Regions from separate parts of the Mus musculus genome. Here region 2 is linked to region 1. Evidence: chromatin contacts called from ENCODE POLR2A ChIA-PET data. All regions are on one chromosome and are shown on one strand. The core of a region is the stretch at or near the end of the contact, and the rest is flanking DNA. Distances in the headings are between cores, read along the strand shown. Region 1 holds the start of H1f1 (H1.1 linker histone, cluster member). Region 2 holds the start of Carmil1 (capping protein regulator and myosin 1 linker 1).

Evidence for each region. ChIA-PET counts read pairs that join two places held with the same protein, here RNA polymerase II (POLR2A).
Region 2: POLR2A ChIA-PET joins it to region 1 with 19 read pairs in embryonic stem cell. The contact joins the promoter of Carmil1 here to the promoter of H1f1 in region 1. POLR2A ChIA-PET finds 5 or more read pairs at or near these places in 4 of 5 experiments (Patski and embryonic stem cell).

Annotation. Positions count from the first base shown.
Region 1 is chr13:23,761,044-23,768,618 of GRCm38, reverse strand. It overlaps H1f1 (H1.1 linker histone, cluster member), which reads right to left and starts at 4,951. Exons shown (of 1, transcript NM_030609.3): 1 at 4,207-4,951. The coding sequence starts at 4,902. The coding sequence ends at 4,261. H4c1 (H4 clustered histone 1) reads left to right here and starts at 7,370. Exons shown (of 1, transcript NM_178192.2): 1 at 7,370-7,575. The coding sequence starts at 7,462. It overlaps H3c1 (H3 clustered histone 1), which reads left to right and starts at 6,233. Exons shown (of 1, transcript NM_013550.5): 1 at 6,233-6,734. The coding sequence starts at 6,266. The coding sequence ends at 6,676.
Region 2 is chr13:24,277,519-24,285,093 of GRCm38, reverse strand. It overlaps Carmil1 (capping protein regulator and myosin 1 linker 1), which reads left to right and starts at 4,304. Exons shown (of 38, transcript NM_026825.3): 1 at 4,304-4,533. The coding sequence starts at 4,494.

The sequences.
Region 1 (7,575 bases), core at 3,702-6,201:
TATATATATATATATATATATATATATATATATAGCTAAACTATACCGGTCAAGGTATGGTTCTACCATGGTTTAATCTCTGATCTGTGTGGTCCAGCAAGTTCTCAGAACCGTTTGAAGTTTCCTGGAAGGCAGTTTTTGACTCTGGTGTGCACTGTGGGCTGCAGCCTTTTCCTAGCTTGGGACTTCTAAAAGAAACTTTATTCTTTGGTATCCATCATTTCAATAGTCTGATAGACTAAGGAGATGCGCAGTCTCCCCTTAGAGCATCTCCACTCCTGTCTAGCATTTACACACAGTTACTTCAATCTACAGAGTGCTAGATTACAGGTATTTTCTACTTATCAGGCTTAATTTCTTTGACAATGATCTATCTTGCTGATTTCAAAAGAAGTAGGTTTTGTTTTGTCTTAATATTTCAGCTCTTCCAGATAAGTGATTTGTCTTATTACTGGTTTGTACCTTAAACTTGATCCATTCCTTCCTCCTTTTCCTGCTTTCTGCATCAGCTTAAATTGAATCATTAGCTACTTAACCCTCTTGTCTCAGTGACAAGTGTCTATTGCTGTGAAGACACCACAACAAAGGCAGCTTGTAGAAGAAAGTGTTTATTGGGGGCTTACAGTTTTAAAGGGTTCTTAGAAACCATGAGCATCCGTGACAGGAAGCATTCCAGCAGGGCATGCATGACACTGCAACAATAGTCGACACCTGTATCCTTAGGGGCAAGTAGGAGGTCGGGGCCGGGGAGGAGTGGGGAATCACATTCACTAGGAAAGGTGAACGTTCAAAACCTCAGAGGCTGTCCCCAGTGATACACCTCCAATAAGGCCATACACTCTAATTTTTCTCAAATAGTTCCATCAATTGGGGACCAAGTGTTCAAGTTTGTAAACCTATGTGGACCATTTCCATCCAAACCATCAAACCTTCCACATCTCCAGAATAATCTATTGGCTTTCTCACAGGTATCATTTCTGATTTAATAGGTTAATATATATATATATATATATATATATATATATATATAAGCTTTTGCTGTAATTTAATATTTATATATAAATATATATATAATTGCACACACACACACACACATACACCTGTATATATACACCTGTATATATATACACCTGCTTATAGAAAGCAAGTTTTATACTTATTTTGTAACTATTTTCTGATGTAGGAAAGCATAGACTTCCTGATTGGGCCTAAGAACATTGGACAGAAGTTTTTAAGAGAAACACATGGGAAACATCTGGGCCTCTACCCTCTGAGGGTTCCATAACTCAGTCTATGAAATAAGCTGACATCAGGCATATTAAAGGGAACAGTTACTTAAAGTTGGCTTATACGTAGACTATTATGTAGACTATTACAAGAAAGAAAAGAGAATATCCTAAAACTCAGATTTGCAAGCTTATACCCTCAAGGGAAGGAAGAGGCAGGGGATACAGGTAACTACTTTCAGGGAAAGAAGAGGAGATGATTACAAGTGTGGCCAGAGACCTTTTTGTGCCTGAGTATTGGGAATTGAACTTGTCTCCTCACCCTTTCAAGTGAAACACTTTACAAACTGAGCTATCTCACCAGATCCCTCATACACCATTATTGGCATGATTATCTCAGTATGTCAAGGTCCCACTTCAGAGATAGATGCTGGACTTTGTATCATGGCAGGAAAGGACAACAGCATTTGCCAGGCAAAGTGACAGCAATATATTTGTTTCCAATGTCATTGCCTGCTTGGTTGGCACAGCTTCTTTCCTCTTCCTTTGTGTCCTAATTAGAGCTGCTATTCCTGCAATGAAACACCATGACCAAAATGCAAGTTGGGGAGAAAGGGTTTATTTTGCTTACACCTCCATATTGCTGTTCTTCATTGAAAGAAGTCTGGACAGGATCTCAAACAGGTCAGAAACCTGGAGGCAGGAAGGAGCTGTGCAGCAGCCATGGAGGAATGCTACTTACTGTCTTTCTCATCATATTTTGCTGGCCCTGCTTTATTACAGAACCAGGACCACAGTGGTAGTGATGGCACCACCTACCTCCCCTATCAATCACTAATTAGAAAAATGCCTTACAACCAGATCTTATGGGGTCCTTTTTTCTATTGGATACCTAGAAGTCATTAAAGACATTTGCATATTTAACACATTAAAACATTTACATAGAATATTCAAACCATTAAACAAAATATGCATCACACATGAAAATAAAGTATGCCACATAGACAATAAAGAGAACATCAAAATGAGAACACTGTGCAGCAGGGTAGTAGTGGTGCACAGCTTTAATCCTGGCACTCAGGAGGCAGAGGAAGGTGGATCTCTGGGTTCAAGGCTGCCTGGTCCACAAAATGAGTTCCAGGACAGCCAAGGCTACGCAGAGAAACCCTGTCTCAAACAACTAAAAGAAAAGGAAAAAACAACAAACAAACAAACAAACAAACAACCCCCCCCCAAAAAAAAACCTGTGTGCAATGCTGCTGGTTAAAAAAAATAAATAAATAAAATTCATTTTTCTACTATATTAAAAACCACAATAGACGCAATGGGAGAAAAAGCTTAGTGGTTAAGAACACTTGTTCTTGCAGAGACCCCTGGGTGGTTGTTCCTTGCGCCCACACTTCCAGGACATGCACACAGTACACATACTGAGATGTGGGAAAACTGCTAACACAGAAAAATAAACATATCTAAAACAAACAAACAAAACCTAGAATTGAACAAAAAGACAGACCACTTTGAAAAAAAACAAATGATACAAGCAATCTATTCCCAGGAATATTAAAATAGCCAACAATCATAAAGCCAACAAATATAAAATCTGAGTTAAAAATAACTGACATTATTCTACATCCTTCAGACTCAATAAAAATGAATGAGCCCACACGCTAAGCAGGGGAAGCTGAAACTGACACTTCTGGAAGTTGAGCTGTTCTTAGAATAAATATGTCATTTAGTAAATGCAAAATATACTTTATAGTTAGCAGTATGAGATCCTACTTGTTGCATCATATTAACAAATGGATGAGCACAATACTTTATGTGAAATACTAAAAAAAAGTTAACTAAAAAAAAAAAAAAAAACATTAAAACAAGCAATACCCAACTTTTTTTTAAAAAACAAAACAAAACACCCACAACCAACCAAATAATTGTTTAAGACAGCCTCTGACTCTATAGCCCAGACTAGCCTGAATTCAGGATCCAAACTACTTTGGCCTCCTGTGTACTTGAGATAACAGGCCAATGCCTCAGACACTTGGTTTTCTAATTTTTTGTTGAAAGAGGACAACAAAGTTAAATTCAGGGCCAGAAGACACTCAGAGTAAGAGGAACTTGCCGCCAAGCCTGATGACTTTAACTAGTCTCCTGGACTCAAGTAGTGGAAGAGAACCAATTTCAAGTTGCCCCTCAACTTCCAGACAATCCCCCCACCCCCAATAATTTAAAAACTGAGCTCAGAATAAGGGAGCCCAGCAAATCACGGTGTGGGGCGTTAACTCTAGCTCTTTGGAGGAAGGAGGATCAATGCAGGGACAAAAGTGGCTACTTAGCAAAAATCAATAAAGGCTTCAAGAGCTGCCTGTGAACATTGCAGTACATGGGAGATAACCACTTCCTCACAAAACCAAGCCTCCAAGCACCTAGCATTCCTGTAAGGAACAGTCTTGGTGGGCTTGAATTAAAAAAACTCTATTGCAGCCGGGCGTGGTGGCGTTCGCCTTTAATTCCAGCACTGCAGAGGCAGGCGGATTTCTTAGTTCAAGGCCAGCCTGGTCTAGAGTGAGTTCAAGGACAGTCAGGGCTACACTGAGAAACCGGTCTCGGGCCCCCCCCCCCCCCCTAAAAAAACAAAACAAAAAAAACTCTATTGCATGTGAACCCTTGCTGCAGCCCACTCTTACTGATCAAGCACCTGAGTTCTCATCCTCATTGGCAAAATAGGACCTTATCTGGTTGAGGCACCCAGGCCATTGCACTACCATACCATAGAGAGCTTATCCACCACACCTGGAGAGGGTAGCGCCTCCCAGGGCTAACAAGGCTGTTTTCCCAGAATCTCAGGGAAATAAAACTAGAAACTAGACTGACCCAAATTGTCAGTTTACTGGGGGAAATTAATAATGCCTAAATCCCACCAGGCTTGTACCCAAATGCAGTTGTTATAGTGTGAAACAAGTGTCAGGCTCTTTGAGTTATGTTGGTGGCTCTGAAAAGAGCCGTTGGGTTATTTATAGAAGAAGCCTCCAACTGTTCACTTTTTCTTGGGCGCTGCCTTCTTGGGCTTAGCTGGGGTCTTTGGCTTTGTCACTTTCGCCTTGGAAGCCTTAGGCTTCACTGCCTTCGCCTTGGCAGGGCTTTTGGCTACCTTCTTGGCCTTCACCACCTTCGGCTTCTTGGGGCTCTTGGAAGTCTTCTTGGAAACTGCAGGCTTCTTGGGCTTCTTCGGAGTCTTGACAGTCTTCTTAGCTGCAGCCCCAGCAGTCTTCTTAGGTTTCTTAGCAGCCCCGGATGCTTTCGCCTTCACTGACACCTTGGTGGTGATGGCCTTGGACTCAGCCTTCTTGTTCAGCTTAAAAGAGCCAGCAGCGCCGGTGCCCTTGGTCTGCACCAGTGTGCCTTTATTCACCAGGCTTTTCAGCCCCAGTTTGATGCGGCTGTTGTTCTTCTCCACATCGTATCCCGCCGCAGCCAGCGACTTCTTGAGCGCGGCCAAGGACACGCCACTGCGCTCTTTGGAAGAAGAAACTGCCTGCACGATGAGCTCCGACACCGAAGGTCCCGCGGGCTTCTTCCGAGGAGCGGCAGCTTTTGCCGGCTTCTTGGTCTTCTTTGCAGCAGCAGGTTTCTCCGTGGCAGTAGAAGCAGCCTGAGCGACTGGCGCCGTCTCCGACATGGTTGCTGATGAATAAACAACAGCTATACCCAAGACGAAGAAAAGAAGTAGAAAGACAAGGCCCCTGCACGGAGTATTTATAGAGCAGTGCTGTGCTGTGATTGGTGAATGCTAACGCCCGCCCCCTGGACCCTAAGGCCCCGCCTCCCGTGCGCCTGTCTGCCTGCAAGATTTCAGAAACTAACTCCTTTGCGATTCCACCGACCTAGCTTCGTGTTTTTGCAGGTAGAGGAGGCGGCCTCAAAACTTCTCCGGCTGGCTGCTTGAGGTGGAATTTCAACCACAGCAGATTCTCCTTGTACTCTCCTGTTTTATCATCAGAAAGTGGTAGATGCCTATCAAAAAGGAGCTCAACTAGTGAAAGGTGGCTGTAAATTAGTCAATTAAAACCCAGAAAGCCAGCTTGTGGGCCTTCTCTGCGGGTTTCAGTATTGATTCTTGGCAGTAATGGGAGCAATGTATCGTTACTTTATATTTTAGTTATGCAAGAGGCTTAGTGTTCTTTTAAGGAGTGTCAGCTTGCGACAGTGATTTCATATTGTGAGCCAGTAGTGGCTCAAATAAAAAGAGAAAAGGCAGGACACGACTTTTCCCAGGATATGCAAGTACACAATAGCTCTGGGAAAGTCTTGCCCATTTTTTTTTTTAAAGAATTTAAAAGTGCAATCCTAACATGGTATGACGATTTCTATAGTTTATAGTTAAAAAATTGTTTTCGAACGTATCAGTGATATCTGGCCAAAAATGCGTGAAAGTATTTTGAAAATTCAAGCTCCAAATGCAAGAACTCAAAGCATCCATACAAGTACAGCCATTTAATGAAGAAATGCTCAGAATAACCCGAGTCAGACGTCTGTACTTTTACTCCCATGTTTCTCTCCATTTCTTTACAGTGTGGGTTGCAACAAAATGGAGACTTTCCACGCAAATGAAGAGTTCTAAATCTGCTGTTTTAGTGGCTATTTACGAAAGGCAGTAAACCAATCAAAAGGTAGAATCTGGCCTACTCTCCTTCAATGTAGAAGTCACATTGTTACATTTCAATAATGAAGATAACAAGATTGTTCTCTATTCTTCAATGCCACTAAGTCCAAGCTGCAATGTGTTTGGAAGCAGATGTGCTGTAGAAGATAACAGTCACTGGAATTTTATTCCATTTACTTTAAAACACACACATACAAAAATAAGTACCGCGGCAGACTACCTTAGCCTCAACTGCAGTTCTTAAACATAAACCAATCAGAGTCTTAAACGTCACAGATAACCAGTATTTTCATCCAATCACTATCCTTTGCATACTATAAATAGTAGTTCTGAACTCACCATCTCCAAGTGCTCACCAGCTTGCTTTCTAGTTTTTGCTATGGCTCGTACTAAGCAGACCGCTCGCAAGTCCACCGGCGGCAAGGCCCCGCGCAAGCAGCTAGCCACCAAAGCCGCCCGCAAGAGCGCCCCGGCCACCGGCGGCGTGAAGAAGCCTCACCGCTACCGTCCCGGCACCGTGGCGCTGCGCGAGATCCGGCGCTACCAGAAGTCGACCGAGCTGCTGATCCGCAAGCTGCCGTTCCAGCGCCTGGTGCGCGAGATCGCGCAGGACTTCAAGACCGACCTGCGCTTCCAGAGCTCGGCCGTCATGGCTCTGCAGGAGGCCTGTGAGGCCTACCTTGTGGGTCTGTTTGAGGACACCAACCTGTGCGCCATCCACGCCAAGCGTGTCACCATCATGCCCAAGGACATCCAACTGGCCCGCCGCATCCGCGGGGAGAGGGCGTAATTGTACAGTTCCGTACAGTTCTACGGAATTAACCAAAGGCTCTTTTCAGAGCCACACACGATTTCAAGTAAAATGGCTGTAATTTACTCCATCCTTAAACGAACCTATATATTCCCTAGTGTCTATAACGGTGGATATTCCCCAAAACTTGAGTTTATAACAGCCCAAAGTTGATATCAAGTACAAAATAGGTCAACTGATTGTCTGGTTTTACCCGTGGAATATGCGTAAAGTGTACAGGTCGGATCTCTGACGTGACCTACTCGCAGGCTTTCGGTCCTTATAGGGCTCCGATCCAGAGAGGGGTCTGTGATGTCACTTTTCCCGCCGTCCGGCTTTCGGGGCGGGGCTGATGGGCGAGATATGTGACATCACTTTCCCGCCGGCGCGCTTTCTGGTCGTGACTGAGGGGCGGAATTTGTGAAGTCACTTTCCCGCCGGCGGGCTTTTGCGTCTTTCCCGGCATGGCTGAGAGGAGGGATCAGTGATGTCGCTTTCCCGCCGGCGCGCTTTCGGGTCTTGGCTGAGGGGCGGGGTTTGTGATGTCATTTTCCCGCCGGCGCGCTTTCGGGGCATGGTTGATGGGAGGGATTTGTGACGTCACTTTCCCGCCCGGGCGCTTTCGGTTCTTTCCCGCCAGGTCTTATTGGCGGGGTTTATGACGTCACCGTCCGGCGGGCGGGTTTTCGTTTGTGTGATTCTGTTGGGGGTGGGAGATCAAGGCCAAGCAGCTATATAAAGGACCGACTCTCAGCTCTGACTCCATTTTCCATTCTTCCTAAGACATGTCGGGTCGCGGCAAGGGAGGAAAAGGCCTGGGCAAAGGCGGCGCTAAGCGCCACCGTAAGGTTCTCCGCGATAACATCCAGGGCATCACCAAGCCCGCCATCCGCCGCCTG
Region 2 (7,575 bases), core at 3,055-5,554, 520 kb before region 1:
GACCACCACACTGGTGTTGGTGAGATGACTCCAGGGATGCAGGTGCCTGCTGCCACTCCTGATGACCTGACTTCAGTCCCTGGGGCCCATGTGGTAGAACGAGAAGCTGGATCTCTCTCTCTCTCTCTCTCTCTCTCTCTCTCTCTCTCTCTCTCTCACACACACACACACACACATTTTTGGAAATGCTATTGGTTCTCACTGTCTTTGGCAAGATCAGAAAGTATCCTAGATAAGTTGGAGTTCTGTTAGCATACTGATCTCCCCATTTCAGTTTGTTTTGTCACCATGGGCTTAATCACTAGGCAAAAATTGGTCTAAAGATCTTAAGATATGAGGAAAGCATTAAGTACTTTTGACAACTACTTTATTCAGATTGTATTTTCTAATCATAATGGAAAGCAAAAATGTGCTATAGTGGCACAAATGTTCATGTTTGAATTTAAAATAACACACACATCATTTCCCAAATTAACCTTGTCATCCAGTATGTGTCAAATTTACCGCACTGTGTTTAACATCTTAAAGTGAGGTCTGGTTGGTACCCAGGGAAGGAACACTTGTCCAGCACACAAAGACCTGGGGTCAGTGAACAGCATGGAAGAGATGGGAAAATGCTGGGAAAATCTCACACCAGCCTGAGAGACTTCTGGAGAAGAACTACCATGAGTCAGGCTAGCATGGGCTACACAACATTTTTTAAACGTTCAAGTGCAGACCTGGTATCTTCTGCCTGTAATCAGAGTAAGGTGCATTCGGAGGTAGAAAGATCACCATGAGTTTGAAGCCTAACTTTGGCTAGAAAATGAGTTCCAGGTTAATTTAGCCTACAGAGTAAGACTCTATCTCAGAAAATAAAAAACAAAATCAAATAAAGTTTAGGGGGCTGCAGATGGAGCTTTGATGGTAGCATGCTTGCCTAAGATTTAGAAGCCTTGAGTTCTATCCTGACACCATAGAACCAGGCAGGATGGTGTGTGTGCCTATAATTCAGTATTCATGAAGTAGACAGGGAGGATTGAGAGTTCAAGGTCACCCTTGGCTACAAAGTAAGTTTGAGACCAGGTTGGGCTGTCAGTAACACCTTGTCTCAAAGTACCAAAAGGGTGGGGGAGTGACTTATCAGTTAGGAACACTAGATAGATACTCTTATATAGTACTATAGTTCATAGACTACATCTACATGAAGGCTTACAACCCTCCAGAAATCCAGCACCAGCGGCTGGGTGTCTTACACCTTCTTGTGGCCTCTTCAGGCATTGCATACAACTGGTGCACTAACACACACACACACACACACACACACACACACACAGACACACACACAGAGACACACACACATACACAGAAAATAAAGCTTAAAAAGAAATCTTAAAAAAATTATTAAACACAAAAATTGAGTGCTGGAATGCAGGGTTGGCACTCAACCTTCCAGTCCCCTTGTACCTCTCAGGCCAAAGAGACAACGATCTTTGTTCTTATATTCACAAGTTCCCTACTGTGTGGAGCCTTCAGGGCTATTTTTGAAACTTCACTAGTATGTCCCTGAAAAGAGCCTGTTAAGCCACAGGTATTTGAAAGGCTGTTTGGAGTGGTAATTTCCACCTTCTTCAGGTAGGATATATTGAGGGAATATGTAATTTAAACAAATTGCCAATGTTATTAACTGAGTTAAAGGTCTGAGGTAGAAAGCTCACGCTCACTGGTGTTTATTGGACATCTGCCTTATCCAGGTCATTGAGGCAGAGGCTCCTCCGGCAGTGTGCAAGAGGCCCTGGGTTCAATCTCCAACAGCACACAGATGTTTTCTACATTTCCTGCCTTCAAAGTGCCTACTGTTTAGTTAGGAAACCACCAACTCTCCCTTCCCCTACCCCAATCCAGGATTCAAGGGTTAAATGGTAAAACTGGACAAAGACACAAGAATAAAGGGAGGCCCTCGTATGTTTGAGCTTTTAAGTGTGTTGTGTTTCAGTCTTAGGAATCTCAGAGATCTGAAAAGCCCTGAAGAAATTTTATGAAGAAGGTACACAAATGATAGGTTTGTAAACAGTAAGAAGCAGATACCTGAAGAGAGTCTTGGAGAGAGTAGAGTCTGGGGGACTGGGAGAAGGCTCAACTGGTAAAGGCCGTTGTCAGAAAGCCGAGTTTGATCTCTGGGATGAACCCACAGAGGGATCAAACTGAATCCACAAGTTGTCCTGTGACCCCCACAAACCCCCAACTGGCCCATTATGTGCACATACAGTAATAGTACATTTAAAAGAATGGAGTCTCGCTGTCTGATTCAGGGATGGAGTGGGGTGAACCAGGTGGGAAGGGGAAGCCATCATCAGATTATCTGCTGTAGAAGGTATGGTTCCAGCACTACAAGCACCGTTTTCATTAGAATACTTGTAAGAAATCTCTTGACTGTTGAAGGAAGGGATGGGGGAGCCAATAGTACCTTACGTGAGATTCCAGCTGCTCTCTTCTACACTCGGAGCCAGTGGTATGTGATTTGGCCCTAACTGCCTGTGGCTGTGTATATAAAATGTGGACTCCCAGTTAAAAGTGGGGCTCCATTTGTAGAGCTGTGAGGAAATCTTCATCCATGTAAGGGTACATGACTGCTTTAGGGTCACCCACACTCCAGTAAGTAACCCCTCACCCGTGTTCTGTGTAAGTCCAGTAACCACATTGGTTCTCCAAGATGGACTTTGATGAAACGGAACTCTGTGGTTGGAGCCCTGCAAGGAGGGTGTCTGTTTACAGTCTTCCCAAGGAAAGAGCTCAACCAGCAGTACTCTAGAGGAAACTAAACATTGTTCTTAGAAAAGCAAGGTCCATAGCAGTCTTCAAAACCAGACTACCAACTCAGCCTAATAGCACATGCCAGGATCCTGGCACCTGGAGGCCGAGGCAGGAGAACTGTGGCCTAGCCTACCAGTGAGACACTTAAAAAAAAAAAAAAAAAAAAAAGGAAAAAAAAAATCAAACCACCAATAGTAGACTTAACAGTCAGATGTTTCCCTGTGACACCGGCACTCTGAAAGGCAGAGGGAGACAGATCTTTGCTTTGTAGACATGACAAGCTTGGTCTAGTTAGCAAGTTCCAGGCCAACCTGGGTTACATATTGAGACCCTGTCTCAAAAACTAACCCACCCACCCATCCACCAACCAATACAACTACAATAACAGAACCTAAGCTGCCAGAGGCCAGTGTTTCCCCCTCTTTTCCCCTCTCCCTCTTTTCAACCCTTTAAAGCAGGAACCTGATTGGTCAGTCAGGGACATTCTCTTTGGGTGATGGAAGTGCACATAAGTACTCCAGAACCTGAGATCTTTCCTCTGGGAAGGTTGGATGGGTTGGGTAAAATTGAATCAGATTTAGCAGCAGGAATATTCCAGCTTTTGGCAACCATGTCTGGTCCTCCGATTTGCCCCAAGCTTAAGGAGACTGGGTCGCCATTAAAAGGCATTTTCCAAAGGGGCCCCTGTCTTGCCATCTTACGGTTGTCTATTGATTGCATGTAGCTCTTAATCAACATAGATGGGGAATTAACAATGAGGGTGCGAAGACACAAGGCTCAGCGGGGCCCGAGATCCAGAAGTGCACGAAAGGATCTCAGAAAGCACTAGCTTCCGCGCTGGGGGCTCTGCAGCTCTGAGCCTCAGGGTCCATTGGCCTGCCTGGATTTGGGGGATAAACCCTCGCGCAGCCCGGGCCCTCCACGCTGGCAGCCAGCAGATGGCTCTCGGGCTCTCTCAACTGCACGGTCTATCCCTCTCCAGACGCAAGCGTCTGCTGCACCGAAGCGAGGCTGCGAGGAGGGGCGCCGAGCCCGGCGCCGCCGCAGCAGTCAAGGCAGCAGCCACCGCAGCCAAGCACCGCGTCGGTCCCCGGGCTGTGCCCCGCGCCGGGCACCGTGCGCCCAGGCCCGGAGGCCGGCCGGGGACCCGTGCGGAGGCCGCTCTCGCGAGGCGGGGAGGAGACGCAGGGGGACCAGGAGGAGGAGCAGGAGAGGGTGAAGGAGAGGAGGAGGAGCGGGAGAAGGGGAAGGAGGAGAGCAGAGCCGGCCCGCCCCTGCCCAGCCCAGCCCGCAGGAGGCCGAGACCAGCCAGGCGGCCCAACCCTCGCCTTCCGCTTCACCTACGCCCAAGGTGCGGCGCAGAGGCCGGGCTGCGCGGCGCCCGCCCGGGAAGAAGCCGGTGTTGCAGCCGCCTTGCGTTCGGCCCCTGAAGCAGCGAGCCGAGAGGGAGGCATGTAGCGACGGCCGCAGAGCCAGCTCGGATTTTCAACTCTTAGGATTTTTTTTTTTTTTTTTTTTTTTTTTTTTTGGTACTGCGGGCGCGCGGCAACCTTGGATCAACGCCCCGCTGCTCCGGCCGGCCCACTCTTTCCTTGCAAGCTGCGGCTTCCTCGCGGAAACATTAAAGGGTCTGAAGAAGGGCGCGGGGCCGAGAGTCAGAGAGTGGGACCCGGGATCTCCCCGCGCCCAGTGGGGCAACCATGACCGACGAGAGCTCCGATGTCCCCCGGGAGTTAATGGGTAAGCTTGGCGCGGGGGCCGACTGGCCATCTTTCTCTGCGCACACCTCCTTTCCGCCTCCCTTCCCATCTCCGTCCTCTCGCAGTCTCCGCGCTCTCCTGCGCAAGTGGCGTGGGGCAGGGTCGCCGGGGGAGGGGGCGGGGTGGGGGGAGAGGCTAGAAGTTTGCTGGCCCGATGGCCGCAGGAACTGGGTGCAGAGAGAGAAGAAGGAGTGGAGAGGAATCTGGAGCCCTGGGGGACTCCACGCAGATCTCCCTGCTCAGCCCCACCAGGTGAGTCAGGTTGGCGGAAGATGGAGCTGGAGGGGCGTCCCTTCCAGTGGCCAACTCCCTGGTCCCAAACTCTGGAAAGTCTGGTAAAGCCTAGCAAGGAGGATGCCTGGCGACTGTAGGTTCCCTCGGGCTCATGTCAGGCACCCTCCAGGAAATTCCCGTTTGGGGCTGCCCCTCTTACTGACGGCCTCAGGGATGGAGGCGCCCGTCCAGCGTCAGGACCCAGCCTGACAAGGCGTGGCTTTGAGGATTGAGTTGGAAGCTAGAGGGTTACCCGGCCGATGCCTTCTCAGTCCAGGAAATGGAGGGTTAATGATAAACGCCTCATTTTAATAATGATTAACCTGCCGACCACCTTCAGTCTCTTTGGGAACACGTGTGTTACCCTGTGCCAGGTGACTGGTTTGCTTGAGGCCCTTATTGGGGGAGGGGGTGTCTTCTTTTGGAGCAGAGGGCAGAGAGAGCATTGCTTGGAATTTAAGTCCTGGAGCTTAGCTTTATCTGGAAAGGTTAAATGGCAGAAGACAAATGGGCTAGGAGCGCTGGAAACCAGCGCTTATGCTCGTGTGGAGTGCGTTGACTTGCACTAAGGTGAATATGACTTTATGGACGTACTTTGAGCTCCAGTGACTGGTATTCCCTGAGGAATACTGGGCACACACTTGATGTTCCCTGGATTCCCTGGGCGCTGACAAGGAGGGAACGTTCTCACCGATTCACCATAGTCTGGAATTTGCCCCTCTGCTGTCCACCCAGCATTGATACTTGAGAGGGCATGGTGTGCCCCCGCAAAGCTGCTCACTCTGCAGGTAAAACTTGGCGGGAAGAAGCTGTTGCCCGTTTTGTATGGAACTCTGCCTTTGTTGAACTGAAAACATGCCAACACACACACACACACACACACACACACACACGAAGTAAGGTATTTGTGCACACCCCCTACTTTGTCTCCTCAATTTCGAGACTCTTTCTGAGACATTATCGAGTGGCCCATCCGGTTCTGGGTGTTTCCAACACCCTGCCTGAACACGAAACTAACGCTGGAGGCTCCAAAGATGCCTCCAAGGGTGGCAGATTTCTAGAAAATCATGTAGCATTGTCCTGGGACCTGAAGTTTAGGTGATTTGGACTCCAGATAAAGTGTAAACGGTGAAATAAAAAGATGCTGCTGTTTATCAGCGGTTCTCAGTACTTAAGTATGTTTAAAAGGTGAATTTGACCCCTCTTTTGAAAGGAACTTTTGTGTTGAGTCAGTATTGTATATTGGTGATTTTGGAAGGATGGTGGCTCGAAGGACCCTTCTCCAGCTAACCATTTGGTGTATTCTCTTCATTGCCCTTCTGTGGTTTGTCTAATAGCATTTTCCTAGGCCTCTGTGTTGTCTGGTTAGGCTTTGGTGGTGGTGGGGTTCACCGATGTTGCTGGTTCCAGGAGCTCACAAGCATTTTAGCTGATCAGTTAAAACAGACTGCAAAGGCCTCGCTGCCTTTTCCTAAACTTCTCCTTTAAGGCCTGTAAGCTGTGTATGACATATCTTTCTATTAAAGGTTTTGTTGTTGTTTTGTTTTTTGTTTTAAAGACAAGGATTCTTGTAGCCCAAGATAGGTGCCGACTCACTAGATGAGTCTGACCTTAAGCTATTCTCACTCTCCCTCCTGCCTCAGTCTCCTGAATGCTGGTTTACATGTGTGCGCTGCCCTTAGGCTTTTATGGAATAGTTTTAAATACAGAAATCAGAGGGTGTGTGTGTGTGTGTGTGTGTGTGTGTGTGTGACAGTGGCCCAGGCTTTTAGTCCTAGCACTGGAGAGGCAGAAGCTAGGGGAACCTCTGTGAGCTCAAGGCTAGCATGGTCTACATACTGACTTCTAGGCCAGCCAAGACTACATAGAGAGACCTATGTCTCAACAAACAACAGACAAATAGACAAATGAAGAAGAAGAAAAAAAAGAAATACAAGGCAGAGGACAAGAATACTGGCCACATGCCACTTGTCACCACCCAGAAGCTGCTTTTATCCTTTGGATATAGCAGGGCAATTTCAGAGGCCTATGTCCACAGGTCTCTTAGTGGGGAGTCCATGCTGCCTTAGGCTCTGATGAGATAGTAGCTGGGCAGAGAATGCCCAGTGCCCAGCCTCCGTGCATGTACCCTGTCCTCATTCTGCCTGCTTGCTGTTCCTCAAGCTGCACTTTCATTTCCAGCCTTCTCTCTCTCTCTCTCTCTCTCTCACTTTTCCTCCAAGTGTCTGTATATACTAAGACATCTACATCATACAGAGTAATAATTCTACACCTCAGCGGGCTCTCTTGGAGACCCCACTGTGGAAACCAGAAGTCTGTTTCCTGGGGGCCTCTTCAGCTCAAAGTTCTTCTGTCCCAAACCCCCACACCCTGCTCTGTTTGTGAGCGGATGTGTTGTGTGAAGATTCAGTTAGTGGCATCTCTGGTGGCTTTTGCTAGATGTTAAACCACCATAGACAACAAGGAGATAGGAGGGCTGCTCATATTTACTGAATCCCTGAATAAGCCAAGATGGCTATAATAACAGAATACAGAGATATGAAAAGCTAGGAGAGGGAAGCTGAGATCTGAAAGATAAGCTGGATATTATCAGGAGACTAGGACAAAGACATCCCAGAAAAAAGAATACATAGAAACTCCTGGACTTATATAAGTCCAGGGAGACACAGACCCTTGCGTTTGTACTGAGAAATGGAGCTGGGGAGTGTGAGATTTACACGCCCTTGCTCAAATGACAATTCTCTCAACC